Regions from separate parts of the Homo sapiens genome. Here region 1 is linked to region 2. Evidence: read pairs that join two places in POLR2A ChIA-PET (ENCODE). Cell type or tissue: IMR-90. All regions are shown on one strand. Each heading gives the region's core, and the rest is flanking DNA. Links, peaks and the distances in the headings are about the cores only.

Region 1 (15,735 bases), core at 3,062-11,061, 57 kb before region 2:
ATCTTCTGTTCTAGCTGTTAACATTGTGTGTTCATTATTAAAGAAAGAGTTATTGAAATATCAGAGGACAACTGACATTTGCATGCTGCAGAATGAACATGGGATGAGCATGGGAATGAGGAACAAAATATGCCCTGTTGACTTGCTGTGTGTCAAGACTGGCCGTGTGGTGAAGTGCACGTCACTGAAGCCCTTTCAGCCTTGCTGTCTATGTCTGTGCAATTGAAATCACAGCACTGATTTCAGCCTAACATGAAGGACTGATGGAGACTGTGAGTGAGGACGCACTCTGAAATAGACAAATGGAACAGAATAGAGAATTCAGAAATAGACTCACACAAATATGCCCAGCTGACTTCTGATAAAGGTGGAAGAGCAACTCATTGGAGGAAAAAAGTAAATACTGTCAATTGTGCAGAGCAACAGGGGATCCAGAGGAGGCATCTGAACCGCAGCTCCATACTGAGAGGACTGAAGACACCCTTGGTGGCCAGCGCCACTGGAGGATACTCCAAGAAAGTAAGTAGCCAGAAACATAAAAAGAAACGAGATCCTGAAAACAGGAAGTCAAACCCAGAGAGGCTGTAAGTAAATCTGAGGATGACAGCTCTGCAGCTTATCAAGAGAACAACCTTTGAGATTGTAGCAGCGAATCAGAAGACTCCAAGAAGGAAATCTCGGGGGGAAAAACAGCATTTCATGCCATTGCTGTTATATTGAGGTTTTGGAGGAACTCGAGGATGTATTGAAGGCACAGTATTTTTTTTTGACAATAGCAACAAGAAAGGCAATTAAAACTCCAAGAAAGTGCTGAAAACAGTGGCCCAAATAAAAGCAACACCTTATTTTAAGCAATTGATGCAGAATGAGAAAACAATATATTTTATCTGAACACTATGAACATTTGTCATCCAGGGATTATATCATGCACCCATACAGAGATATAATTCTGGCAGACTACTTTACCATGAAATGTACAATATTTTCAGTCATAACAATGTTAATATTATTACTTAACTTTTAAAATTTTGAATCCAACCATAGAGAAAGTATGGAAGACATAATTATGATTGCAAAACAGACTAAGATTGTTAAAACCACAACAAAAAGTAAAACTGACAGAAGGCAAAAGGTAGAAATGAGAGAGAGAAATATTTTCATCTTTCATGAGGGAAACCTAATGAAAATACAAGGAGTGGAGGTAGCCATATGTCCTTTAAATTAACGAATAAAACCATAGAACAAGGAAGAGATCATCTGTAGGTGAGTGGTTCCAAGCCCATACTCTGGTGCCAGCCAGCGTGGGTTCAAATCCCAGCCCTGGCACCTACTTGCTTCATTGCCTTGAGCAACTTAATTAAGCTCTCTGTTGCTTTTCCTCCTCATCTATAAAGGATAATTAGCAATAGCATCTACCTCGAGGTTGTTACGAAGATGAAATGAGTTAACATTTGTAAAGTTCTCAGATAGGGCTTGCAATCGTGAGCACTACGTAAGTGGCTGATAAATAAGCTGTGACATTTTGGAAAAGGCTTGCGCCGGGAGAGTCAGGAGTGCTGTGTTCAGGGAGCTGAGTCCTCACACACCTCGTAGGCACTGGCCTGGAGCTGGGGAACGAGGCATGGAAATATTTTCATGTTCTTAGATTTATGAAGAGATACACTAAGCACAGAAAAAGCTAAAGACGACAGCCTTAAGAAAAAGGACTGGGCAGGGGGACGGGATGGGGTGTGAGACTGTCTCTTTTTTGTTTAAAACATACACACACACACACACGTACACACACATATACATATGCACACACACATACACACATATATACACATGCACACACACGTATACACATGCACACACACCCACACACACATACACACACATGCACATACACATTGACAAGCACCAGGCAAAGGCCAGGACCAAGGCCTGGCAGATTTAACCCCTAAGGACAAGGAATTGTTTTCAGGTAAAGACTGCTCATTACTCGCATGAACAGCAGAAGGAAGAGCAGCCAAAGGTGTCAGTTCCTTGTGCCTAACCCAGGAGACACTGAGACAGAAGTGATCAGATGACAGCAGCCTGAATGACCAGATTCCTTGGCTGAGGAGCCAGGCCCAGACTACAGCTGAGGGCTTCCAGGCTGCAGCTGTGCCCTGAGGGGGTGGGGGCTAAGGCCTCCCACTTCATCAGAACTAGGGAGAGGACAAGAAACAGTCTCATGGCAGCCTCCAGGGAAGACAGGAAGGTGAGAGGGGGATGAGGGGAGATGGGGAGGGGAGATGTGGAGGTGAGAGGAGAGACAGGAGGAGAAGGAGGTGAGAGGGGGATGGGGGAGATGGAGGTGAGAGGGGGATGGGGGAGATGGAGGTGAGAGGGGGTTGGGAGAGATGGGGGGTGAGAGGAGAAACGGGAAAGATGGAGCTTAGGGGAGATGGGAGAGATGGAGTTGAGGGGATGGGAGAGATGGGAGGTGAGAGGGGATGGGGAAATGGGAGTGAGAGGGGGATGGGAGAGATGGAGGTGACGGGGGGTGGGGGAGATGGGGGTGAAAGGAGGATGGGGGACATGGGGGTGAGAGGAGAAATGGGGGAGATGGAGGTGAGAGGGGGATGGGAGAGATGGGAGTTGAGGGGGGACGGGAGAGATGAGGGTGAGAGGAGAAACGGGAAAGATGGAGGTTAGAGGGGATGGGAGAGATGGGAGGTGAGAGGGAATGGGGGGAGATGAGGAGGTGAGAAGGGGATGGGAGAGATGGGGATGGAGGGGATAGGGAGATGGGAGGTGAGTGGGATTGGGGAGATGGGGAGGTGAGAGGGGGATGGGAGAAATGGGGAGGTGAGAAGGGGATGGGAGAGATGGCGAAGTGAGAAGAGACACAGGGGAGATAGGGAGATGACAAGGTGTTCTGCCAAGACTTAGTTCAGCAGTTCAAACCTTACCTGTGTGTGTGGCTTATGTGGATGTATGCAAGGGTGCCATGGTTGTAATACACACACACATACACACACATATATATATACACACACACACACCCCACACATACACATGCATGCACATATACAAAAAACATGATTATGATTGAAAATATTGTTGAACTCATGGTCAAGTAGTCTTCCAAACACATGTATGTGTGTGTGTGTGTATGGCACATGGCAGTGTCATAGAGTGTGTACAGGGGGTGCCTACACAGGGAGCCAAGTCACTCAGGTGAGCAAGGGTGCAGCCAGGCGACCCTTCGTAGGCAGGTACTTACAGGGCAAGCCAGTGCTTGAGACAGAGAAGGATTGACTTCCTCCTATCTTGACCACTTAGACAACTGTCTTCAGAGCTGAAATTTACACTGTAAGTTCAGGAAAAGTCCAGAGCTCTAGGATGTTTTGAAAATGAATAATGGGAATGACTAATCTAAACTGAAAATGAATAATGGAAATCACTAAATTAATCTGGCTCATTACAAAATTGCATTTTCCCCCTCTAAAGGGTCCCTGGGAGTGACTGCAGTGGGCGCAGTGGGTGAGTCAGCGGGGACCATTGGATGACTTATTCTTCCACACCCGCAAGACAAAGCTGTTTCCCACAGAACAAAAATTGGCGGGAGCTGACTCCGTTCAGGAGGGAGAAATGAGATATCAAAAGAAAACTCTCTGAATTCCAATTTTCCATTCCTAAAAATAGGATTAAAAATTGTACCCTGCTCATGTCACAGGGTTGCTCTGGAGAGCAAATGAGAGTCAAACTAATTCAGGGCTCCCCTGCCCTGCACCACCTGTCCACAGCCCACGCACCATTGCCAGAGGTGTCTCGGGAGACGGGGGCCGAGGGGGAGATGGGAGGTGAGAGGAGAGATTGGGGGCAGTGGGGAGGTGAGGGGGGATGGGAGGAGACGGGAGGTGAGGGAGGATGGGAAGAGTTGGGGAGATAGAGGAGAAGGGAAGGTGAGGGAGAGACGGCCTCGTAGCAGTTCTTCACAAAACTTCAATAACTGTGGGGTCCTGAGAAAATGGGATCCGCTATTAAAATGATATGGGAAGCAATGAAAAGGAGCCTAATCCAAGAGTATGAATGCTTTTCTTACTCTGGAGTCACTCTTTTCAATACGGAGAATATGTTCAGCTTCATGAGCTTCGTAAAGACCCATGTGGGAGTTAAGCTGCTGAGTCCAGTTAGGGGAAAAACCTTACATAAGTATCTTAGCCTTCCTAAGTCTTCATTTCCTCAAATGCAAAATGCGGTAGATGATACATTCTTTGTTGGCTTGTGAGGATTAAATGAAATAATGAACTTTAATGCTTGGCAGGTGCTTAGCACATGTCAGGCAACAATAAATGGAGCTATTAGAAGTACCAGTATTACAGGAAGAGAATTATTATTAGAAAATCGTTCCTAGAAGATAATTAGATTATTATTATTAGAAGTGCCAGTATTCCATATAATGACCCCCAATAAAGATGGTAATAGGGTCAGGTGCAGTGGCTCACACCTGTAGTCCCAGTACTGTCAGAGGCCAAGGCAGGCATATCACCTGAGGTCAGGAATTTGAGATCAGCCTGGCCAACGTGGTGAAACCCTGTTTCTACTAAAACTACAAAAATTAGCCAGGCTTGGTGGTGGCGTGCACCTATAATCCCAGCTACTCAGGAGGGCTGAGGTGGGAGAATTGCTTGAACCCAGGAGGTGGAGGTTGCAGTGAGCCAAGATTGGGCCACTGCCCTCCGGCCTGGGCAATAGAGCGAGACTCTGTTTCAAAGAAATAAAAAGAAAAAGATGGTATATGTGCCAAATTTTCTTTATCCAGTGTATCATTGATGGGCATTTGGGTTGGTTCCAAGTCTTCACTATTGTAAATAGTGCTGCAATAAACATACATGTGCATGTGTCTTCATAGCAGAATGATTTATAATTCTTTGGGTATATACCCAGTAATAGGATTGCTGGGTCAAATAGTATTTCTGGTTCTAGATCCTTGAGGAATCGCACACTGTCTTCCACAATGGTTGAACTAATTTACACTCCCACCAACAGTGTAAAAGGGTTCCTATTTCTCCACATCCTCTCCAGCATCTGTTGTTTCCTGACTTTTTAATGATTGCCATAGTAATTGGTGTGAGATTGTATCTCATTGTGGTTTTGATTTGCATATCTCTAATGACCAGTGATGATGAGCTTTTTTTCATATGTTTATTGGCTGCATAAATGTCTTCTTTTGAGAAGTGTCTGTTCATATCCTTTGCCCACTTTTTGATGGGGTTGTTTGTTTTTTTCTTGTAAATTTGGTACATATACACCATGGAATACTATGCAGCCATAAAAAAGAATGAATTCATGTCTTTTGCAGGGACGTAGATGAAGCTGAAAACTATTATTCTCAGCAAACTAACACAGGAACAGAAAAGCAAACACCGCATGTTCTCACTCATAAGTGGGAGTTGAACAATAAGAACACATGGACACAGGGAGGGGAACATCACAGACTGGGACCTGTCAGGGGGTGGGGGGCAAGGGGAGGGAGAGCATTAAGACAGATACCTAATGCATGCAGGGCTTAAAACCTAGATGACGGGTTGATGGGTGCAGCAAACCACAATGGCATATGTATACCTATGTAACAAATCTGCACGTTCTGCACATGAATCCCAGAACTTAATGTATAATAATAATTTTAAAAAAGATGGTAAAAGGTACATGAATCACCATGGACTGCACTGGGCAAGCCATTTTAGTGCTGCAAATACGCAGATACATTCCTCTCACATATGTACAGTGTTTTCTCCTCTACAGAGTGTGTCTTCACTCGAGCTCCACCAGTCCCCTGTGTCCAGGTGAGGCAGGCATTGTTGTTCTGGTTTCATTGACCCAGACCTGCACTTGGCCATATGGCCAGCAAAGGTGGGGCTGGTTCCTTCTCCTCAGCCTATGCTCATTCTGTAGAACACAAATGCCTGTTGTCCTCTGATATTTCACTAAAGTCTTCTCCATCTAAATCTTACTCTTCTTAGTCCTATGATCAAAGCACTTTGCTTCAGAGTTTTTCTTTTCATCATAGAATGTCAAATCTGGATGATGGCTTAAAAGCCAACTCTCCAAACCCCCTAACATACGCTGGAAACTGAGGTTCCTTCCTACACAGGGAGCTACTCAAAGTCACAAAGGTGGTAAATATTGATAGTAGAATCCTGACCGTCTGTGTTTTAAGGAAATGCCCTTTAAAATATACCCCATGGCTTCTCAGACCCATTGACTCATTTCTGTGTCTGTGTGTGTGTGAGCATGTTTTGCATACTATAATTGTAAATGCTATGGCTTCTGACATGTCATACCAATTTATCTGACCTTCCCAGCACCGTAGACCAGGGTGTCCTTACTGTGCATATCCAGTGCATCCAGCCTCCCTGGGAAAGTGGGTAGCCGACATGCTGTAATCTACTCACACACACAGGCAAGCTCTTGTGATAAAATGCACTCTAACCAGAGTCACTGAGCTATGTAGACTTCCACAATCATTAAAAAGGTGCAGCAGGAATTTTCTGTAGGCTCCTGCCAAATTGGCAGAGGACTAAAGGAGCTTGTCTAGCACAGATGCCCCAAACCCTAGATGTTGCTCCTCCAGGGAGCTGGAGACTATATTGGTGAAGTGAGAAATTTACCCCAATCATGTAAAGCAAATAGTGGCATCATCAACCCATCAACAGAAGTCAGCAGGCTCATGAGGAATGAAATATTGTTCAATTCACCAATCTAAACAACCTTGGCCATGGCTGGGCAGATTGTATAAACAACTATTAAAACCTCTCTCCTCCATGAAATATTCACCTATTGTCTGCTGCCAAAACCAATAAACTGCTTTCTTGGCTGAGTCACCCAAATATTTCCTTTGACAGCAGCAGCTTTCAACTCCAACTGCAAGGCCAAGTTGCATGACAAATATACCACGAGGCCTATATTTGGATAAGTATGTTTTCTACCAACCCATTAAAAACATACCCTGCTGTTATGGATGAAATGTCAATAGTCCTTGGAAAGCACAATGAAAAGAACATCGAAAGGAACCATGGATCATGTTTCCATGGCTCTGAAACCTGTAGGTAGATTTTGTTAAAAAAAAACTTCAATAGTGTTACAAAGCCATGAAAAAAGCCTTTCTTGTCCCTCCATGACTGCCCCTTCTGTGTCTACATAGGCATATATCATCTCATCTTTGAATTGTGTGCTGGAGACAGTGGCAAAGCCCACAGGACCTGACTCACAGATGTTTTTGAGGCCTGATGCCCTGTCTTGTAATGAGGGCCCTACATTGAAAATGGTCTGGAATTTATAGACTGCGAATTACCCAAGGTTCAGATGACATTGTTCAGATTCTCCTCAGAAGGGTTCGACACAGGTTGACAGAGTTCTAAAGGCATCATCTGTGGGTATGGCACATCTGCATTTCAGCACAATTAGACCCCCATGTACCTGAACCATGTAGAAAATGTCAAGCACAAATTCTCACAGTTATCATGACTAGGGCTGTCTCATCAGAATACAGAGGTAATGCTGAAATTATAAAGTTTAACATGTTAACCATAACCATTTTCTTTCAACTTCAGACAGGTAAATGAGACCAAGTTGTGCTGCATCATCTTTCTTGCATAAACCATACCTATAATAATGTGCAATTATTTAAAGCAGAACTCTTGCAAAGCAATGTAGGTACAGAATTTTGCTGAAGTTTTTGAAATAAACTTTTTTCAATACTTTGCTGTTGTTTCTCTCATTCCCAATTTGAGAAGAATTTCCTTAAAACTTGGCTGTATAGAGTTCTTCCAAAATATCCAGCTTAATTTCATTATATTCAACAGCTCTCTTTTCATACTGGTATATCAATTTAATAATACTTGATTATCACATAATAACATATAATTGAGGCAAACTCTTCTGGAAGGTGCAGAAATTTGTACACATGCTAATGAATGGTTTTCTAGTCCCAAGTTTTCTGCATTGCCGTATACGTTGTTCAATATATTTGAAGAGAGAATGGGAAACATTAATCAATTCAGCAGGTTGACTCAAGCATGAGTAAGGTAGCTTCCACTATGGTAGTGTTCATGAAAGAAAGAAAGAGAGAGAGAGAGAAAGAAAGAAAGAAAGAAAGAAAGAAAGAAAGAAAGAAAGAAAGAAAGAAAGAAAGAAAAAGAAACTGGGTGGACTGCTTTTCACTCTTTGCTTAAAAAAATTAATAGCATTTATTTTTTAGAGTAGTTTTAGCTTCACAGCAAAGTTGACTGGCAAGTACAGAGAGTTCCCACACACATTACCCCCGGCAACCCTCCAGCCTCCCTCACCATCAGCATTCTCTTCCAGAGGGCTCACTCATGACAATTGGTGAACCAACATCAATGCACCATTGTCACCCAGAGTCCATTAGACTTCACTGGTGTACATTCTATGGGTTTTAACAACACAGAATGTGATTTATCTACCACTATAGTATGAATATACCAGGATAGTTTTATTTCCCTAAATCCCATATGCTCTACCTAGTCATCCTTTTGTCTGCCCAGCCCTGGCAGTACCTGATCTTTTTAGTGCCTCTATGGTTTTGCCTTTTCCAGAATGTCAGATAGTTGGAATCATAGTGTATGAAGCCTTTTCAGATTGTCTACTTTCACTTCATAATATGCCTTTACACTTCTTCCATGTCTTTTGTGGCTGGATAGCTCATTTCTTTTTAGTCCTCAATAATAGCCCATCATATAAACGTACCACAGCATATTTATCTATTCACCTAGGACATCTTGGTTGATTTATACCTTTTTTAAATTAAAATTTTATTTTAAGATAATTGTAAATTCACACTCAGTTGTTAGAAATAACAGAGAGATCCCATGTACCCCCACAGTTTCCCCCAGTGGTGACCACTTGCAAAATTATAGTATAATGTCACAATCAGGTTATTGACATTGATACGACCCACTGATTTTATTCAAATGTCTCCAGTTTTCCTTGTGCTCATTTGTGGATGTACTTAGTTGTATCTAATTTTATTACATTTGTAATCACATGTATCCACTGTCACAGAAACTCCTGGACATCTCTGGCACCACGAAGATCACCTTGTGGCCCTTTTATAACCACACCCACCTGTGTCCCCTTTCCCTCCCCCCATTCATAATACCTGGGAACCACTCATTTGTTTTCCATTTCTATAATGTCATTTCAAAATATTATATACACAGGATCATACAATATGTGAGCTTTTGTTAATAATACCTTTATTGAGATATAATTCACTACAAAATTTAACCATTTAAAGTGTGTGATTCAGAGGTTTTTTGTGTATTCACATGAAACCAGGTTATTGACTTGTTTCTAAAATACTGTAAAATGTGAGACCTATATTTTTATATTACTTTTTTATCTATATGCAATGTGATTCTTGAAATATTTGGATATTAACAAATTACCACTATCTATTAATAATTACAAAATATTTAGATACCCCATATCCATTAGCTGTCACCCCTCCCTCCAGCCCTTGGCAGTGACCAATGAATGGCAGTAATGTGATAACTTGTGGGAGGGAGAAATTAGAAATATTCTGGTACTTGCACTGCATATGAAGCTCTATAGTGTGATCTGAAGGTAAACTTAGATTAGATATAGATGAATATTGGAAAACCTATGGCAATTACTATAAAATAAAAAATAGAATTATAATTCACACACTGAGAGGATATAAAATGGAATTATATAAAATGGCCAATTAAAACCAGAGAAAGCAGAAAAATTGGGGGAAAGAAAGCACAAATACAGTTATTAGAAAACAATTAAAAATTTGTTAATAATCCAAATATTTCAAGAATTGCATTGCATATAGAGAAAAAGTACTATAAAAATATAGGTCTCACATTTCACAGTATTTATAAAGAAGTAGACACATAAAAGAGAATCAAATGAAGAGACCTCTGCTGTGAAGCAAAAACGTGAAGCAGATAAGTCAGCTTAACTCCACCTATTGCCATAAAATATCATGGAAAGGCAACACATTAGCCCATTTACTATTATGACATTTTGGAGGGAACTAAATACGGGCCTAGGAAACAAGGTGAGTAGTAAGACCACACCGACCATCTTGGATGGGAAGGAGAGCAGGCAGGGGCCTCCAGTTTTGTTTAAAGGTGCCTGGACATTCCATTCTGTGGACTCTGCTCAGTCAGTCTAAGTAGTAAATCATGTGCTTACATGTCCATGTTGCCACACTTGTTCCGTTAGCTGCTGTGGAACCCTGCCCTGTGCCACCCTGCCTTGAGGTCTCCTGTGGAGCCACTTCCTTTCAGGCAGCCTCTTTCCTTTCCAGATCCCCGTTCTCTCTTGTGGCTTCCTTGGCCTCACATCCACAGTGAACAGTAGCCCAGCCTCAGCCTCGGTTCCTAGGACCTCAGCCTGGATTAAAGGCTGGCCCCACTTGGACAGTTTTGTGGAATGTCCTCTCAGCGCATTTACAATCAGAAGAGCTGTGGCTCCTGCATTTCCGACTATTGCACTTCTCTCAGATGGTCAAGGACGCGGTCCATGACCATAGCCGGAGGAGTCTGTCCCGAGAGGCATTCCAGTGAATGCTTAGGGGAAGAGCAGTCATTCACTGAGTGGAAACTGTTCATCTTAGCTCTTCCTAAGAGCCTTCAGCTGCTGGGGGCCATGTGTCCTTAAATAGCTGGCCAGAGGTTGCTACTCAGTTTTCACACCTGGATAATATGTTATTTAAAGATACAATACAGAAAAGTGAAGAAATGATTAATACACAAGTCAAGATAGTGCTTATGCCTTGTTGGGAAAAGGGATACCACTGGCACACTGGGGGCTTCTAAGGTACTCATAATGTTCTATTTCTTAACCTAAGTGGTGGCTTCATGGGTTTTGTAGTCGTGTTCTTAAAACATATATCTCCTGAGTGAGTGAACATAATTTAATAAAAAAAAAAAACTATATCTGGGAAGACAACCCAGATACTAGCTACTGGGCAAAACCAAGTTTTTCAGCTACCAAAGTAACCCCACTCTCCATTCTTAAGTAAAACTCACTCACCCTGGGCTCCCACACACCATTTATGTCTATTTCAACATCTCAAGGTATTCAGGGCTACTCTACCTCCTCTCTCACAACTGGCCCTGAGTTCCAGCCTCTGTTCTCCTTTTCTCACATCATGTTCATAGAGGCAGGAGGCAAAGGAATTCTAGGCAGACATGGGTGGGTCCCCAGTGAAACCCCATCTTCAAGCAAAAGTAGCCTGAAACCCATAGCCCAAAGTGAGAACTTCTATTTTTGTTTGCCTGCTCTCTCCTGATTGGTTCTTTCTGAATAATGTCTTTTTACCAGTCAAATGTTGCCTTTTCCAAAACTACCTACAGCCCACCCTGCCCCCATCCTGTGCCTATAAAGACCCCAGACTCAGTAGATAGAGAGGAGAGATGGCCTCACTTTGGGGAAGAGAGATGGCTTTACTTCAGGGAAAAGACAGTCGGACTTCAGGGAGAAGAGACCTGACTTTGGGGAAGACAATCTGCCCTTCCCATCCCCTTTCCAGCTCCCCTCTTTGCTGAAAGCCATTTCCATCATTTAATAAAATTATCTACCTTCACCATCCTTCAGGTGTCTGCATGACCTCATTCTTCTTGGATGCTGGACAAGAGCTCAGGACCCACTGAGGGCGGGTACACAAAAGGCTGTCACATCGGCCCTTTGCTCTCACTGGCAGAGGGAAGCCCCCTGGTGCAATGAGGCAACGGGCCAACTAAGCTGTTAACACACAGCCATCTGCAGATGGAGGAGCTAAGAGAGCACTGCAACACTCTCTCTGGGGCTTTGGGGTCACAGGCACCCCCACCTGGGTGCGGCCGTGGGCCCTGCATGGAGCTTGTTTCCACTGGTGCCTGGAGCAGCTGGCTGGATCTTGCACTCACTCGCTTTACATGCTTCCTCCTGCAAGTGGTTAAGTGCGGTGGGCTGAGTAAATGGGGCACCCTGTTGCGAATCCAATGAAGGGGCTGAGAAAAATCCTGCACCAATAAAATACTTTTATTTCCCCAGTGCCACCACATCCAGGCTGTATGTGAAGTGACTTTACCAAAGGAGGGGCGATAGTAAAGATTACAGCAGACAAAAGCACATTGAGCAATGGAAACTTGAACACTAGACTTCCCTGTTATTAGCAGTCCTGCAGACATTTTTCTCTGAGAAGTTTTGAGTGGTCTCCTAGGCTCTGCTGCCCACTATACTGATACTCTAAATACTGTGCTTGGTCTCCAAGACCTCCTTATCTGTGTCCCTTGTTGGTTGCTTTTGGCTCCAAAGAGCCTTGTTCATTACATGGACCAATCTGTCTAAACTCTCTGCCTGCAACCATATTCAGATGCAGCCATCCAGGGATTTAATGTGCTTCCCCACCGTAGGCAATCACTGCTTGTTTCTTTGTCAAATGCTTACCTCTCAAAACACATCCACTAAAGTGTATTCCTCAGTAACACAATCTGTCCCTGGGAAAAATTCTGCTGTTGGATATTAAAGGATACTTTTCTTCCCATATATATTTATGGTTGAGAAATGCAGTATTTATTTTGAGAATGGAGGGTTTGCGCAGTAGCAGTCTGAAGCTTTCTTAATTGGTTGTACAGCTCTGATTTAAAGAAGAGATCAGTTCATGATTCTTTGTGCACTGGGTGGGTTGTAATCAGAAAGAGAATTGATGCATAAGAAGAGGGGGACCTGGAACCAGACTGGAATTCAGATACTCCCTGGGGCCTCTTTAGCTCAGTGCTTTGTTAATGTTTTAAGGAAGTAAATAGTTAACACCAGAATCATAATTTGTGTATATAATATGTATTTTATTACAGTTTTGGGAACATATTCATGCTTAAATTAACTCTTTGGTAAATAGTAGATGGTTCATCTCAAAACATGCTTCTGTCTCCTTTTTCTTATGTGCTTTGTGGTTCTGTTCCTTAAATTGATATATTCTTGTTTCGTAAAATGCAGAAAAAAGTAAGGGATATAAAAATTTGTGATAATATTATCCAGGAAACTATATTGACTTCATACATTTTGTTGGTGCTATTTTTTATGCTTTTTTTTTTTTTTTCTTTTGAGACAGGGTCTCCTTCTGTCACCCAGGCTGGAATGCAGTGGCATGATCTTGGTTCACTGCAACCCCCGTCTCTCAGGTTCAAGCGATTTTCCTGCCTCAGCCTCCCGAGTAGCTGGGATTACAGGTGTATGACACCACGCCTGGCTAATTTTTGTATTTGTAGTAGAGATGGGGTTTCACTATGTTGGTCAGGCTGGTCTCGAACTACTGACCTCAGGTGATGTGCCTGCCTCCGCCTCCCAAAGTGCTGGGAATCACAGGCATAAGCCACCACACCCAGCCTATTTTTTATGTTAGTTTATGCCTTACTATATTTTTAAACTTAAGTTTTTATTGAGAATATGATCTTTAAGGGCTGTTTAACATTTCATTATGTTTCATAAAGTATTCTATTATAGATTTCATTACTTATTCCACTACTGTTTAAAATTTCTAAACCAAAATAAAATTCTAAGGACTCCCAGCCATCTAAATGGACTTCCTTCTCAGCCAGGGCTCTTTTAAATTTAACCTGCGAGACTGTTTCAGACCATGACGGGAAGTGGGAGTCAGACATGCCTCATTACACCTCCCTGGCATTAACATCAACACAGACTTCAAGTCTGATAAGAAACATGTAACAACCAATTCTCTTTGAAGCCTGCTACCTGGAGGCTTCATCTGCAAATAAGAACTTTGGTTTCTACAACCTCTTATCTTAACCCAAACACTCCTTTCTATTGATCCCAGGGCTTTAGATAAACTCAACCAACTGTCAACCAGAAAATTTTAAAATCTACCCATAAGCTGGAAGCACCCACCCCACAGCCCCCTTGATCTTTGAGTTTTCCTGCCTTTCTGGATCAAACCAATGTATTTCTTAAATATATTTGTATTTGATTGAAGTCTCATGTCTCTCTAAAGTGTATAAAACCAAGCTGCACCCCAACCACCTTGGGCACATGTTCTCAGGACCTCCTGAGAACTGTGTCACAGGCCTTGGTCACTCATCTGTCTCAGAATAAATCTCTTCTCACAGAGTTTGACTCTTTTCATTGACAATTTTTTTTTTTTAGACGGAGTCTCGCTCCGTCATCCAGGCTGGAGTGCAGTGGCATGATCTCGGCTCACTGCAAGCTCCGCCTCCCGGGTTCACGCCATTCTCCTGCCTCAGCCTCCCAAGTAGCTGGGACTACGGGCGCCCGCCACCACACCTAAGTTTTTGTATTTTTAGTGGAGACGGGGTTTCACTGTGTTAGCCAGGATGGTCTCGATCTCCTGACCTCGTGATCCGCCCGCCTCGGCCTCCCAAAGTGCTGGGATTACAGGCGTGAGCCACCGCGCCTAGCCTTGTTGACAAATTTAAATGGATAATTTCTGTTTGTTTTTGTTTGTTTTGTTTTGTTTTTTGAGACAGAGTCTCACTTGCAGTTGCCCAGGCTGGAGTGCAGTGGTTGGATCTCTGCTCAATGCAACCTCCACCTCCCAGGTTCAAGCGATTCGCCTGTCTCAGCCTCCCGAGTAGCTGGGATTACAGGCACCTGCCACCACGCCCGACTAATTTTTGTATTTTTAGTAGAAACTTAGTTTCACCATGTTGGCCAGTGCTGGGATTACAGGTGTGAGCCCCCACGCCTCTTTTTTTTTGGAGACGGAGTCTCGCTTTGTCGCCCAGGGTGGAGTGCAATGGCGTGATCTCTGCTCACTGCCACTTCCGCCTCCTGGGTTCAAGCCATTCTCCTGCCTCAGCCTCTGGAATAGCTAGGACTACAGGTGCACCCGCTGCTGCCCCCGGCTATTTTTTTTTGTATTATTTGGGATTTCACCATGTTGCCCAGGCTGGTCTCCAACTCCTGAGCTCAGGCAATCCGCCCGCCTCAGCCTCCCAAAGTGTTAGGGTTACAGGCATGTGTCACTGCGCCCGGCCGATACTTTTACACTATAATCAATTATATGATAAAAATATCCTTACAAATACGTATCTATGTCTGTAATAATAATCTTTCTTAAGACAAATTACTAAAAACAAAGCTACTGTATTAAAAAGTGAATGGTTTTAAAACTCATAATATAGATGATAATTTTTATTGTGAAAAAGTTATATTAATTAACACTTCCAGGCTAACTTTTAATGTATAATTCTGGGTAATTTGATTTGAGAAAATAGAATCAGGTTGCAGTTTTAATTTCCACTGCTTGGTTTACTAAGTTTTCCTGTGTGTGTGATAATAACTATTATTCATGTTCCTTACTTACTTGTTTAATGAGATTTCTCATTTCATTAAATTGTCTAATCCCTTTCTATGTTTAGAGTAACACTTTATGAGAATGGAACAAGAAACATAATGGACGCCTACCTGAGGGTGGAGGGCGGAAGGAGGGTGAGGATCGAAAAACTACCTATTGGGAACTGTGCTCATTACCAGCATGACCAAATAATCTGTACACCAAACCCACGTGACACATAATTTACCCATATGACAAACTGCGCAGGTACCCCCGAACCTAAAATAAAAGTTGGAAAAAAAGAATAACACTTTATGTATCATTTTGTTTTGCTATATCATTTGCATTTCAATCTTGCAGATTTTCAGTTTTTATTGGTCAAATCCCATCTATATTTCTCATGTTGTAATTTT
Region 2 (15,735 bases), core at 4,073-12,072:
TGGACCCAGGGGTGACCACTAGGCTAAATGAAAAAACTAGGGAAAAATTTATGAGGATAGACAACAGAGGCTGCATAATGTAAGGCTAGAGGAAGAATAAACTTCACAGGTTTAATTTAGACAAATCACTAAAAATCAACAAATGACTAGTGGGAGAGGGAACAAGCCTGGGTGTGGGTGTGACAGGAATGTAATCAGTTGGAATTTCTACAATGTATTGTCTAAAATGTCCAGTTGGAAACAAAAAATTTACAAGATATGCAAAGAAACAGGAATGTGTGACTCATAGTAAAAAAAAAAAAAATAGTCAGTAGAGGGAACTAAATAAAATAAAGTAAAAATTGTTTTGAGGGAACACAAGTGTTGGGCTTAGTATACAAAGACGTAAACTAGCTATTATAATATATTCAAAGCACCAAAATAAATTGTTTAGAAAAAAATAAAGAAAATTATGGTGACGATATCTCATCACACAGAGAATATCAACAAAGAAATAGAAGTTATGAAAAAAGAATCAAATGGGCTTTCTGAAATTGAAAAATAAAATAATTGAAATGAGAAATTTACGAGAGGAACTCATCAGTACATTTTAAACTGGTACAATCAGGAATAAGTGAATTTGAAGATAGAGCAATAAAGATTATGCAATCTGAAGAACACAAAGGAAAAAGGATAAAGAAAAACAGAGTCTCAAATAAATCTGACACCATTAGGCACAGCAATATATGTGTAATGAAATTACCATAAGGAAAGGAGAAATAGAATTATAGAAATTAAAAACATAATGGCTGAAAACTTTTCAAGTTTGGTGGAAAACATTAATCAGCACATCTAAGAAGTTCAACAAACAAAAAGTTGGATACACGCAGATATATTTGCCCAGACATATCATAGTTGAAATCTGAAAGCCATATATGAAGAGAAAACCTCAAAGGCATCAAGAGAAAAATGACTCATCATGCACAAAGGTACCCCAGTAAGATTAACAGCTGACTTCTTATCAGAAATAACAAAGAGCAGAAAACAGTGGGGTGATATATTCAAAGTGTCTAAAGGAAAAACAACATAAACAACAAAAATTCCCTCTGTCTTATACCCAGCAAAACCAAAAGCTATCTTTCAAAAATGATGTCCAAATAGACATTCTACAATAAACCAAAAGTGAGATAATTCATTGCTAGCAGGCTTTTCTTAAGCGTAATTCTTCAGACTGAATATAAGTGACACCAGACAGTAAATAAATTTCACATTTTAAAAAATGAATGCTGATAAAGGTAAATATAAAGACAATATAAGGATATATTTCCTTTTTAAAAACTGATTTTAAAAGTAATTGCATCAAATAATATGTATAAATTTATATAGTTCTTCCTATAATATATTGATGGTAACAGCCCAAAGAAGACAGTGGGAGCAAAACTGTATGGAGAAAGGAAACGATACTAGATGGTAACTCAAATCCACAGAAATAATTTAAGAGAGCCAAAAATGCAATTAAAATTTAATAAAACAAACTTTCTAAATGTATACTTTATCTCCTTGTTTTCTTTCAGCTTATTTAAAAGACATAAGATTACATAAAGTAACAATTATGGCAGTGTATTTTTGTGTTTGTTACCTGTATAGATGTTAGATGTGCAGTAATCATAACCAAAAATAGTAGCGGAGGGGGATGTGGCTACATATGAATACAACTTTTATATATTACTGGAATTAAGCTAATACATATTTGAAGCAGACTCTGATAAGTTAAGATGTATATTGTAGGCCCTAGAGCAACTATTAAGAAAATAACTGAAAGATATAATAAAATCTCATTATTGGAATTAGTTATAATAGATACTACAAAAAGAAGGTGGTAAATGAAAAACAGGGGTCTTTAAAAATCATGTGGCATATGCTACACTTGATGGTAGTCAAAAGGTCAAGAAGCAATTCATGTGACATATAGAAAATGAAAAGCTAAATGGCAGAGGTAAATCCAACCATATCACTAATACAATATTAAATATGAATGGATTAAACAATCCAACAAAAAGGAAGAGATTTTGACACTGGATTAAAAAAATTAAACCAAGACACAAGTATATGCTGTCTACAGAGAGGCACTTAGATTCAATAATACAAACAAGTTAAAGTAAAAGGATAGAAGAGTATGTAGAATGCAAATAGCAAACATGAAAGAGCCAGAGTGGTTATAATAATATCAGAGAGGATAGACCTTAAAATTAAAAAGTTACTAGAGATACAGCATGGCAGGGATACTGACAAAAGTTCAATCCCTCAGGAAGATACATATAATATAAATATATACACACCCAACAAAAGATCTACAAAATACATGAAGCAAAACTCGGCAGAATTTATGGAAAAATAAAAAATTCAACCATAATAATTTGAAACTTTAATATCCCACTTTGAATAATGAATAGAACAACTAGTGATGATAAACAAGGGTACAGAAGACTTGAACAACTATAAAACAACTAGGTCCTGCAGACATGTATAAAACCCTCTACCTGATGAGAGCAGAATACACTTTCTTCTCAAGCTCTCATGGACCATTCTCCTGCATGTGGAGCCATAAAATCAGCCTCGATAAGTTAAAAAAATTGAGATCATGCAAAGCATTCTCTCAGACTGTAGTGAAATAAAATTAGAAATCAACAAGAGAAGGAAATTTGGGAAATTTTATAACATGTAGGATTAAACAGCACACTCTCAAAATAACCAGTTTGTCAAATAAGTCACAAAGGAAGTTAGAAAAGCCCTGAGCTGGTAAGTTGGTAAATCCTTGTCCAATGAGAGGAATCCTTTAAAGGCTCAATGGAGGAATGGGAAACAGGTCTTACCCCAGGAAAGCAAATGCATCAGAATAGAACAGAAAGGGGTCTCCCTGGGGCTCATACTGGGCAACTGCACATGTTCCTGGTTTGTGCAAAGAGCTGTCTTCAGAAAAATGGTGGAAAGAGAGGAACAGGAACAGGACTTCAGGAGAAGTTTGCACACAGCAAAACCATCCCTGTGGAAGTGGTAGGCAGGTAACCCGGCTCCTACCATACTTCCTCCTGCCTCCTCCCCTGGGGCTGGCTCTGTAAAGAGTCTCTTCTAAGCCACCAACCTGAGCTCATGTATGACTTCTCCTGCCTTTAATTTCATACAAATGTACAACTTTGTTGGCTTTTCTCAAGTCAAGTTACATCTTCTGTTATCAATGGGAAACAATGTGCCTTTTCTGTAGCTAACTGATGCAAATCTAGCTCAGAATGGGGGTGGGAGATGGGGAGACAGGTGCTGGGCACAGTTAAGGGCAGCCCAGCTATCTAGAACCTTTCTCTGGACTTCCTTCAGGGTTTTGCAGCCTTGGCACTATTGGCATCTAGGCAAGATAATTATTTGTTGCAGGAGGTCTTGCCTGTGCATTGCAGGATAGTTAGCATCATCCATGGTCTTTACCCACTACTTTCTAGCAGCACCCAAATTCCCCATTGTGACAACCAAAAAGGTCTCCAGACATGAACACATGTTTCCTTGGGGGCAAGATTGCCCCCAGGTGAAGAGCACTGGCGGCTTTACTGTCAGACTAACCTGGGTTCAATTCCCTCAGCACCCCTCAGCAGCAGCATGTTCCTGAGTCTGTTTCCCCCTCTGTAGAGTAATAATGTTACTGTTGACCTCCTTGTGTTGTCTGGTGATGAAATGAGTAAGTATATGTGAAGCACCCCATTCATGAAGGCACTTGGGGTGCCTCCCGTTACCTCACCCCCCACTCTGCATCACAGCCACCTCTATTCCCCTGATCTATTCCCCCAGACCTGCCTACTCCAGCCTTTCCTAGGCAGCCTGGACATTGGGCTGGGAATCTTGGGGTCATGAAATGTACGAGCTGGAAGGAGTTACGCAGGGTTCATCTAGGTAACTCCTTTATTGTTCAGGTGGAGACAGGAATCCGAGGAGGGAGCAACCATTCCACCTACAGGACAGTGCAGGGCAGACAAAGTTTGTCAACAGCTTCCTGCTGTCTGGATGGGAGTCTCTTTGACTCAGTCCTCTCCTTTTTTATACCGAGCATCCCACTGTATTCTCCCAGGAGCCCTGAGCTGTAAGGAAACAGAGTAGGGATGAATGTCGCTATTTTATAGGGGAGGAAACCGTGGCCCAGAGAACTCAGGCCATCTCTCTAAATCACACAACCGGTTAGTGACAGAACCAGGACAAAACTCAACTCTACTGGCCCCTAACTCTATTCCCTTTCCTGTATACCTGCAGAAAGAAGAAGTGTCAATTTTAAGCCTGAGGCAGGGCATGTACGAGAGAGACATTGGATCAGACAGCCTTATCATAAAATAATAATTCTGCAACACTTGCTCATTAGAATCATCAAGGTAGATGAAAACAAAAAAAAGAACACCTACAGTAGTTTATCCATATACTAGAATGTTCCATGCTGGGAATCTAGATGTGCAGCAGAGACAGGTACTTCTGGTGAAGACACCTCTGCCTGCATATGCAGGTAGCCCTTGAACATCACACAGAGAGAGTGTTCACCCCAGGGCTCTCATGGAGGGAAGCCTGCCAGTACCTGCACGCCCGCCTCCTCTGGATCTCTCTTTCCTGGCAGAAGTGATAGGCAGTAACAGTGACTGGGCCCCAGAGCTCCCCTCTCACACAGTTACTGGGTATAAGAACTAGTGAAAGCTCAGGAAAATAATTTTCTTTCTACCCCAAACAATCTTTGTAAGAAAATGAATTGCCATATGCAATTGATGTTTTTAAATATCTTTTTATTGTTTGGGTTGAATTTTTTTTCCTTTTGAATGCAGGGTCTTAAGTAATGAAAGAGTGAAAGTTAATTTTCCTCTTCTTCCCATGGGATGTTCAGTGAGGCTTTGAATTCAGGTCCTGGACTCCTTTTCCCCAATCCAAGTTAGCAGTTTTTGCACTTGGAAGATGTGGGAACATGGGGCCACATTCCCCCAAGAAATAGACGAGCTGCTTCCAAGGCTGGATGCCTCCCCAAACATCCAACTTCTCGCTGGTTCTGCAGGCAAGCTCCATGTGCTCCCACCCTGCGGTTTCAGTCCGTTACATTTTCTGTTCGATCTGTGTAAGCATTTGGATCAGTGGCTGCTTACCCAAAAGAATGTGTCTGAATGGTCTCAAAAGTGGAAAAAATGAAAGATTTTGTGCTTCAAGGATAAAAGATAGATGTGGCAAACCATGGGAGGGAGTTGGACTCCAAAAGATGAAGGACAAAGGGACTGCCAGTTCAAAATATCAGGGCCAGGAACTTAGATGTCTGGACACTGAGCCCTGCAGTGTTGTTAAGAGAGCAGCCACTGAGGCTGGCCTGGCAGGTGACCAGTGAAGGGGATCTACACCGGAGAACCAGACATGAGCATCTCTATGGCAGAGGAATGAATGGTTGACCAGAAAGTAGAGGTCCATCCCCAAACAATGCCAGGGAGGATAGAGTGATCTTACCAACAAAATGACCAAGACTAAGGGATCTCCCAGATTCAACTGGACATAGGCAATTATACAAAAATTATGGTTTCTTATGGCTAAGTGTCAGACAGCAATTCCTATGGTTCATCACATAAAACCACAAAACCATTCCCAGCATTTTGCCAATACTTTTATTTTATTTAATTATTTTTAGACAGAGTCTCACTCTGTTGCCCAGGCTGGAGTGCAGTGGTGTGATCTCTGCTCACTGCAACCTCCGCCTCCCAGGCTCAAGCGATTCTCCTGCCTCAGCCTCCCGAGTAGCTGGGATGCCCGGCCACCATGCCTGGCTAACTTTTTTGTGTTTTTAGTAGAGACAGGGTTTCACCATGTTGGCCAGGCTGGTTTCGAACTCCTGACCTCAAGTGATCCACCCACCTTGGCCTCCCAAAGTGCTAGGATTACAGGTGTGAGCCACTACACCCGGCTGTTTTACCAAGACTTTTGACCCATGTTATTTCATTTGATCTCAAACATAGCTGGCTTCCTTGCAGTCAGGGAGTGCCTGTCATCTTAATGGGGGAGAAGCTGGATCCTGAGAACGATCAGGTAAGTACCTAGAGTTCTCATTTTTATTCTCATTTTACAAGTGAGAATTCTGACACTCAGGCAAAGTGACTTATCCAAAATCAAACAGCTCGTAAATGCTGAGGTTTGAAACCAAATCCAGTTGCTTTCCAAACCTGCTAAACAAATGCAGAAAATAACCATCTCCTACTTAAGGCTTCAGTTCAGCATTCATCAAAAGGCTGTGGGCTTGAGTCCAAACAAGCCCACTGATTTGCTCTGTGAGTTTGGGTCCAGCATATCCCTTCCATTAGAAAGGGCAGGCAAAGTGCTTACTTGTTTACAACGTGTCCACAGCAGGGAACATGGGAAGTGGTCAGAGAGCAAGCTTTGGTGGTGTGGAATCTTAGCTCTGTCACTTATTAACCATGCACTTTTCAGCACATTTTTCAAAATTTCAGAGATTCTGTTTCCTCAGCTGTAAAGGGCTCTAATAATACAATCTTATTAGTCTGCTATAAATATTATAAACAATGCTTTACAGCAGTTGGGACCCAGTACACACTCATTAAATAGCCTTATAGAAAGTAGTTGTTTTGTAACTTGAAGCCAGGAGCAGGGATAGTTTTCTAATTTTATTTTTTCCAGAAAGAGTTGGTAGCTCTTGGTTGTCAGTCGGACCATTGTAGAGCTCAGTCATTACATGTAGTCAAAGAAGAGGATCTGCGATGCATCCAGGGCCTGGGTCTCTGTGAAGCCACAGAAGGGGATTCTAAGTGAACCTGGGGACTGTTAACATTGACACCCGCTGAGGGATGTCCTCTGTGGTGAGCAAGCCTATTTAGAATGACGAAACCCGCAAAGCTTTGTTCGGCCCACAGTGCTTCATTAGGAAGAAAACATGACGACTTCATTTGAATGGAGGCTAATGGCTAACAGATGGTCTGGCAAGGCAAAGACCACAAAACACTGTCTCCAAAAATGTAGTTAGGTTTTGTAAACCCTGAATTCTGTTTTCACTTTACTCTCCAGTTTCTGTGAGTGTGAGCTGGGACCGAGGAAGATGGCTGAAAGGAAACAGAGCATGACCAGGGAATGTGTTTATGCTTCTGCAAAACTAAGTTATTTCCACTAGCTGCCCCCAGCAAGATAAAAATGAGATGTATGAGAAGAGAAAGAGGGCCAGGACACGGCCTTTGAAACTAATCTAAGAGGTATCTCTGTGGGGTGGGCTCTTGAAATCACTTCTGCTACAAGGTGATGACCCAATGAGAAAGAAAGGGAACACTTACTAAGCTAGTGTCTAAATACTCACTGTGCTAGATTTCACACACACAAACACACACACACAAACAAAACAAACAAAAATTTTATAATGTCAACCTCCTTCCAATCACACACACACACAATTTTGTCATGTCAACCTCTCTCCAATCTCTCACACACACACACATATCCCCAATTTTGTAATGTCAACCTCCTTCCCATTAGGGTAAATTCAGGCAATAGAGGGTTTTTGTTTGTTTGTTTTCCATTTTATTTGTTTTTTTGTTTTCAGCTTTTTTTTTTTTTTTGCAGGCACCAAAATACTGTTGAGCTCTGGGGCCAATCCTACTGGTTTGGAGGTAAACAGGGTTTAGAGCCTAGGAAATAAACAAAAATGACAGAAGACAGTGCACTCTGAGACTCCTAAATCTTCATAAAATTAATTATGGCTCAATTGCTTGAAAACTCATAAGTAAATGCAATTTTGTTTCTGGATTGATTGATGTAGCGACAAAACAGAGATAGCATAATGGGAACTGAATGTAGCAGCATAACAGTTTGTATTTATGGCATTGGCAGAAATTGTGGGGAGGGATTTGACTTCCACAGGCTGTGGAATTGAGGTTTTAAATTAAGTAGAATAAAGCTGACATATTTTATTTCATTAAAATTGACAAAAATACATATCTTGACTATTGTGAGTAATGTGGCAATAAACAATAAATGGGGTTAGAGATTATTAGTCCTATGTTATTAAGAAACTGAAGATTAAAAGAGTAAAAGAAAATAGAGTAAGTGGGAGAATCAGTATTTGAATCCAATTATTTTTCATTAGAAAATTTATGACTCACCAGAGCCACCAAACTACCTACTTTATTGGTTGGGAAAATTGCCGCATTGGAAGAGACATGACCACATGTGTGTAGTTTGTCCACATTATAGAAGATACCAAAACTGATTTGGTCTACCTCCTAAGCTGCTTTCCTTTGAATGCATTTTAAAAATTAACAAATATCTTAAAAAAATAACTCTGACATGTACCCATTGTAAAAATAAAACTAAAATAAACTTAAAAGCACAAAAATAAATGTTAAAAAATGCATCATGCAAAATCCCACACAGAGACAGTATTGTTATCAAAGTTTGATGAATTTCATTAATGTCCTTTTCTTATACAAACTAGATACTGATAAGCTATCAATCTAAATTAGCTGTATAGATAGGATTTTATAACACTGATATAAAAGTTAAAGCCAGAGCAATTAGTCAAGATAAATAAATAAATGAAAAAGGAGAAGTCAAAATGTCCCTGTTTGCAGATAACATAATCTTACATATTGAAAAGCCTAAAGACTACCGAAAAACTCTAAGGACTCATAAACGAATTCAGTAAAGTTGCAGGACACAACATTAACGTACAAAAATCAGTATCATTTCCATACCCAAATAACAATTTCTTTCATGAAAAAGAAATCAAGAGGGTAATCCCACTTACAATAGTTACCCCAAAATGGCTATTATCAAAAACACAAAAAATAACAAATGCTGGTGAGAATACAGAGAAAGGGGACCCCTATACACTACTGGTGGGAGCCTAAACTCATACAGCCCCTACCACAGAAAACAGTATGGAAGTCCTTCAAAAAACTACAAATAGAACTACCACATGATCCAGCAATCCCACTACTGAGAATTTATCTGAAGGAGGGAAATCGTTATATCTGAGAGGCATCTGCACCCCCAAGTTTATTGCCTCATTATTCACAATAGTCAAGATATGGAATCAACCTAGGTGTCCAACAACAGATGAATTGATAAAGAAAATGAGATGTATATACACTATGGAATACTATTCAGCCATTAAAAATAAAATCCTGACATTTGAGGCAACATGGATGGAATGGGAGGACATTATGTTGGGTAAAAAAAAACCAGGAACAAAAAAATTAAACTTCGCATGTTCTCACTCAGATGTGGCAGTTAAAAAAAGTAGATTTCATAGAAGCAAAAAGTAGAACAGAGCATACTAGAGGCTGGGAAGGAGAGGGAGACAGGGAGAGATTTATTAAATGATACAAAAATACAGTTATGTAAGAGGAATACGTTCTAGTGTTTTATACCACTGTAGGATGACTAGACTTATCAATAGTACACTATAAAGCTTCAAATAGCTAGAAAGAGGATAGTGATGTTCCTAGCACAAAGAAATGATAAAGGTTTGAGATGATACGTATGTTAATTACCCTGATCTAACAACTGTACATTATTATGTATTAAAACATCATTATGTACCCCATGAACATGTGCAATTATTGTCAATTAAAAGATAAAATAAAAATTTAAAAATACTTTAAATATATTAATTATGAAAATATAGATTAATCTGAGATTTAATGCAATTTTGTTAAAAAGCCCAAACAGAATTTATTACAGATTTGATAAGCTCCTTCTGAAATTTATAGACAAGAGCATATAGTGAAGAGAATAAAGTAAAAAATGTACTTTACCAAAAATAAAGACTTCTTTTTTTTAATTATACTTTAAATTTTAGGGTACATGTGCACAACGTGCAGGTTAGTGACATATGTATACATGTGCCATGTTGGTGTGCTGCACCCATTAACTCGTCATTTAACATTAGGTATATCTCCTAATGCTATCCCTCCCCCCTGCTCCCACCCCACAACAGGCCCCAGTGTGTGATGTTCCCGTTTCTGTGTCTATGTGTTCTCATTGTTCAATTCCCACCTATGAGTGAGAACATGCGGTGTTTGGTTTTCTGTCCTTGCAATAGTTTGCTGAGAATGATGGTTTCCAGCTTCATCCATGTCCCTACAAAGGACATGAACCCATCATTTTTTATGGCTGCATAGTATTCCATAGTGTATATGTGCCACATTTTCTTAATCCAGTCTATCATTGTTGGACATTTGGGTTGGTTCCAAGTCTTTGCTATTGGGAATAGTGCCGCAATAAACATACGTGTGCATGTGTCTTTATAGCAGCATGATTTATAATCCTTTGGGTATATACCCAGTAATGGGATTGCTGGGTCAGCCCCATGGTATTTCTAGTTCTAGATCCCTGAGGAATCGCCACACTGACTTCCACAATGGTTGAACTAGTTTACAGTCCCACCAACAGTGTAAAAGTGTTCCTATTTCTCCACATCCTCTCCAGCACTTTTTGTTTCCTGACTTTTCAATGATCGCCATTCTAACTGGGGTGAGATGGTATCTCATTGTGGTTTTGATTTGCATTTCTCTGATGGCCAGTGATGATGAGAATTTTTTCATATGTCTGTTGGCTGCATAAATGTCTTCTTTTGAGAAGTATCTGTTCGTATCCTTTGCCCACTTTTTGATAGGGTTGTTTGTTTTTTTCTTGTAAATTTGTTTGAGTTCATTGTAGATTCTGGATATTAGCCCTTTGTCAGATGAGTAGATTGCAAAAATTTTCTCCTATTCTGTAGGTTGCCTGTTCACTCTGATGGTAGTTTCTTTTGCTGTGCATAAGCTCTTTAGTTTAATTAGATCCCATTTGTCAATTTTGGCTTTTGTTGCCATTGCTTTTGGTGCTTTAGACATGAAGTCCTTGCCCATGCCTATGTCCTGAATGCTAATGCCTAGGTTTTCTTCTAGGGTTTTTATGGTTTTAGGTCTAACATTTAAGTCTTTAATCCATTTTGAATTAATTTTTGTATAAGGTGTAAGGAAGGGATCCAGTTTCAGCTTTCTACATATGGCTAGCCAGTTTTCCCAGCACCATTTATGAAATAGGGAATCATTTCCCCATTTCTTGTTGTTGTCAGGTTTGTCAAAGATCAGATGGTTGTAGATATGTGGCATTATTTCTGAGGCCTCTGTTCTGTTCCATTGGTCTATATCTCTGTTTTGGTACCAGTATCATGCTGTTTTGGTTACTGTAGCCTTGTAGTATAGTTTGAAGTCAGGTAGCATGATGCCTCCAGCTTTGTTCTTTTGGCTTAGGATTGACTTGGCAATGTGGGCTCTTTTTTGGTTCCATGTGAAATTTAAAGTAGTTTTTTCCAGTTCCGTGACGAAAGTCATTGGTAGCTTGATGGGGATGGCATTAAATCTATAAATGACCTAAGGCAGTATGGCCATTTTCACGATATTTATTCTTCCTACCCATGAGCATGGAATGTTCTTCCATTTGTTTGTATCCTCTTTTATTTCATTGAGCAGTGGTTTGTATTTCTCCTTGAAGAGGTCCTTCACGTCCCTTGTAAGTTGGATTCCTAGGTATTTTATTTTCTTTGAAGCAATTGTAAATGGGAGTTCACTCATGATTTGGCTCTCTGTTTGTCTGTTATTGGTGTATAAGAATGCTTGTGATTTTTGTACATTGATTTTGTATCCTGAGACTTTGCTGAAGTTGCCTATCAGCTTAAGGAGATTTTGGGCTGAGACAATGGGGTTTTCTAGATATACAATCATATCATCTGCAAACAGGGACAATTTGACTTCCTCTTTTCCTAATTGAATACCCTTTATTTCCTTCTCCTGCCTGATTGCCCTGGCCAGAACTTCCAACACTGTGTTGAATAGGAGTGGTGAGAGAGGGCATCCCTGTCTTGTGCCAGTTTTCAAAGGGAATGCTTCCAGTTTTTGCCCATTCAGTATGATATTGGCTGTGGGTTTGTAAGACTTCTAAAGAATTTAGCAAAATAGAGACCATGCCAATTTGGTCCAGAATTTTATACACAAACACAGAATGACTTATCCGTAAGGAAGAAATAAAACTAGAACCCACGTCATGCTGTATGCAGTAGTCACTTCCAAGTGGATTAAAACTTAAATAATTTGTTTAAAAGTAGTTTCAATTTGGAAGAAAATATGGGTGACTATATTTAACACCTGAGGTAGAGGGGGAAGGATTTCTTTTAGAAAACCACGAAGTTACAAGCCATCAAGGGAAATTTAGTAAATTTGCCTATGTTGTAATTGAAAACAGGTGAGACTTCTTGCTATGGCAAAGAGAATGGCAAATGTTTTGCCCCCAAAACCAAGTTTACAACTGAACAAAATTGTCAGAAACAAACATTTCAGGCCTCTGGAGGGTGACCAAAGCAAAAAACAAATGGAAAGATATTTTTAAATGAAGATGTGCTGGAACTTCTGCTAAAAGTGGTGGGAGGGTTGGATGCAATGGCTCACACCTGTAATCCCAGCACTTTAGGAGGCCGAGGCGGTGGATTGCTTGAGGTCAAGAGTTCGAGATCAGCCTGACCAACATGGTGAAACCCCGTCTCTACTAAAAATACACAAATTAGCCAGACCTGGTGGTGGGTGCCTGTAATCCCAGCTACTCAGGAGGCTGAGGCAGGATAATCACTTGAACCTGGGAGGTGGAGGTTGCAGTGAGCTGAGATCGTGACACTGCACTCCAGCCTGGGCAACAGAGCAAGACTCTGTCTGGAAAAAAACAAAACAAACAAACCAAAAAACCGAGTGGGAGTCTGAGGCTGCTTGCCAGGGTCTGCTCCCATTCCCTCTACCCCTAGCTCAGTTGCAGCAGTTTTACCAGGGTAGGGTTGGCCATGGAAACCAGCAATTTCGCTGCCAGAGGCAGCTCACTAAATTTGGAGTAGAGGGTGAAAACTCATGGCTGATGGTGTTTTCGGTAAAATTAGAAAACTAACTAGGAAAAAAGTGGGGGAAAACTTGTAACTCTGCTAGCCTAAGGTTGTTACTCTTGGTTGCAATGAGTGTCAAACCAGCCTGAAATTTAAGGGGAATACCTTAAAAATTAGAGAGTCATAGAAGGGTTAGATAAGCTCTATACACATCCTTGAAAGACTAGAAAACTATGCATGCACATGGGAGACCCTAGAGGGTCCAGGAGGATGTAAAAACTGGGGCAAAAGCCTGAGAACTGCCTGAGCTTTGAATGTGCTGCCCTTCCCACCCACAGACCCATGTACAGAGGTTGGAAGCGTTACACTCTACATGTCTCTAGGCATTTGAGCACAGTCTCTTCTTAATCATTGCTGATCCTTAAGTTATTCAGGCAACCCATAGGAAGCCATCATTGGTCACACATTGTCAAGGAGTCGGATCTATAGGTAAGTCCAGGCAAGTAATTAATAATAAACAAAAAAAAAAAAAAACGGAAAACTCTCAGACCAAAAACTTTCAGAATCCAGAATTGCTACAATATATTATGTAAAAGCTCCAATTTTCAACAACAACAAAATTATAAGATGTGAAAAAACAAGAAAGTGTGTCCCATGCTGAGGAAAAATTAAAAAAAAAACAAAAGCAGTCATTAGCAACTGACTCCAAGTGGTCCCCCATATTGCTTTGGGCAGGCAGACTTTCAGCTGCTATATGATAAAAGACAAAATAAATTTATGTTTACATAATTAATGGAAAATATGATAATAATAACTGTATAAATTTGACATCTCCATAAAGAAAGACAAATTATAAAAAAGAAGCAAGTGGAAATTCTAATAACTGACATGAAAATTCACAAACTCTTTAAACAGGGTATCTCTGTAAAAGTATAAATTATGGAAAAAGAAAAAAGAAGCAAATGGAAATTCTAGTAGCTGACATGAGAAACTCACTAAATGGTTTCAAAAGAATATTTGAAGTGAACTTCATGATTGGTAAATAGAAATTATCTGATGTAAAAAGTGAAGAGAAAAATACAGAAGAAACATGGACAGAGATTCAGAAACTGTGGGACAGTGTCAAACACTCCCTCCAGGTACGCCCAGGACCCTCCTCAGCACTCCTGAAAGGAGGCCCTCTCCCTGCCTATGGTAGTGGCATCCACCAGGGGTGGCTAATGCCTTCCAGACCAATCCTACTGCAATTCCTCCATCCTTTTGTGGGTGTAGCAGGCGGTTTCTCATGAATCACAAACTGCAGTGTTGAACTTTATATAAAGGAACATTCTGTGGGAATCCTTTTCAAGGGTATTTACCTACTTCTATTCCCTTTTCTTTGCCCTAGGTTAGGCAAGATGAGGTGTACTAAAGCATTGTGTGTTTTTTATTGGGTATTTGCCATTGATCTGTCCTTTCCCGGTGCTTTAAGAAAAGAGGGTGGAAAGAAAAGGCCACTTTACCATAAAGCCATCTATGAGCAGGTCTGAAATGGCAATGATTGGGAAAGGACTCCCATGAGGGAAAATAAACTGCTTTTTCTCTTCCTTTCTTAAGATAAATGCAGCTTTTCTGTTTTACTATAGGGCTTACTTTTCTAAGCTCTTAGATCACCAGCAGAGAATAAAATATTCAGAGAATTAAAATATTTAAAAATATACAAGTTTTGTTACTCAACATAAAATGGATAATATTTATTTTTTAGGTAGAACATATTGGATTATTGTGCAAGTAGCATTATAACAGAGCTTAAGGTTTTTTCTAAAATAGGGAATATTTTTTCTATCATGTCATGTAAGAAAGCACCAAACTAACTTTATTACAAAGTTTGTTATGGTAAAATTCTTTAGTCCCCAGATGGGAGTTTCACTTGAATGTAAAGAATAGCATTGTTTATTTTAAAAACCCACCATTTCACACCTATAAGAATGACAAAAATATTTCAAAGCCTGACAATGCCAAGTATTGGCAAATAAGTGTAGAAGGGAACAGTCACACCCTAATATAGAACTATAAACGATTATAACAATTTGGAAAACAATATGGCAATATCTAATAAATGAGAAAGCTAACTCATGGCTGTCAGCTTACCAATTCCTCTGCTGTTTACATAACTTGGAAAAACATCTGTATACATATTTAATTGAAACAAAAAAGACTGGCACATCAACAAGATAAATTATAATTAAATTTTGGTGGACTCTTAAATACAATGGTTCCCAGCAATGAAAACAAATGATTTAGATCTATGATTATCAACAACCATAAATCTCATAATCATTCTAGGGAGTAATAAAAGCAGGTTGCAAAAATGTATGTATAGAATGATTCTGTTTAAAAATATACGAAACAAGATTATACATTCTGGAGACAAATACACATATGCGGTAAAATGTAAAAGAATAAAATGAAGGATAAATGCTATATTCAGAGCAGCAGTCACCTCTGGGAGAAGACAAGGATGTTTTCACAAAAGGACTCAATAATAATAGCAGTTTTATTTTTTAACCTGAATGATTAATATATAAATGTTTATTTTTGTTAATCTTTACATGTTTTGCAAGCCTGAAACACTTTATAAAATTTTTATAAAAGAAAACTCTTATTCAGTCCAATCACTAGGCCAATTTGAAACAATGTTACTAAAAATATTAATAAAGCTACAGTTTATGTATAACATTGAAAGTACCGAGAACCCCAAAGTCTTAATGAACATCAAAAAATAAATAATTTCTAACATAGGGGTGTTAACATAGGGCCAAACACAGGACTATCTTTTTACTTTGTTATTTCATAGCATAGGGGCTTCAGCTGAT

What was found. ChIA-PET counts read pairs that join two places held together with the same protein. Peaks named below come from ENCODE experiments on the same cell type or tissue, not always from the same donor. Only the 100,000 strongest peaks of a DNase experiment are listed, where the experiment ranks them.
Region 1: POLR2A ChIA-PET joins it to region 2 with 6 read pairs; 2 of 35 experiments call an interaction of 5 or more read pairs at or near these places.

What each region holds. Positions count from the first base shown.
Region 1 is chr10:44,744,111-44,759,845 of GRCh38, reverse strand. No RefSeq gene overlaps it. Among named protein-coding and RNA genes, the nearest start is that of TMEM72, 160 kb to the left of the region's middle. RefSeq lists silencers at 6,279-6,479, 6,439-6,639. In IMR-90, for the core only: no CTCF peak of the experiment used is centred there; DNase peaks (open chromatin) are centred at 3,475 and 6,845.
Region 2 is chr10:44,687,928-44,703,662 of GRCh38, reverse strand. No RefSeq gene overlaps it. Among named protein-coding and RNA genes, the nearest start is that of TMEM72, 220 kb to the left of the region's middle. In IMR-90, for the core only: no CTCF peak of the experiment used is centred there; no DNase peak of the experiment used is centred there; H3K27ac peaks cover 188 bases.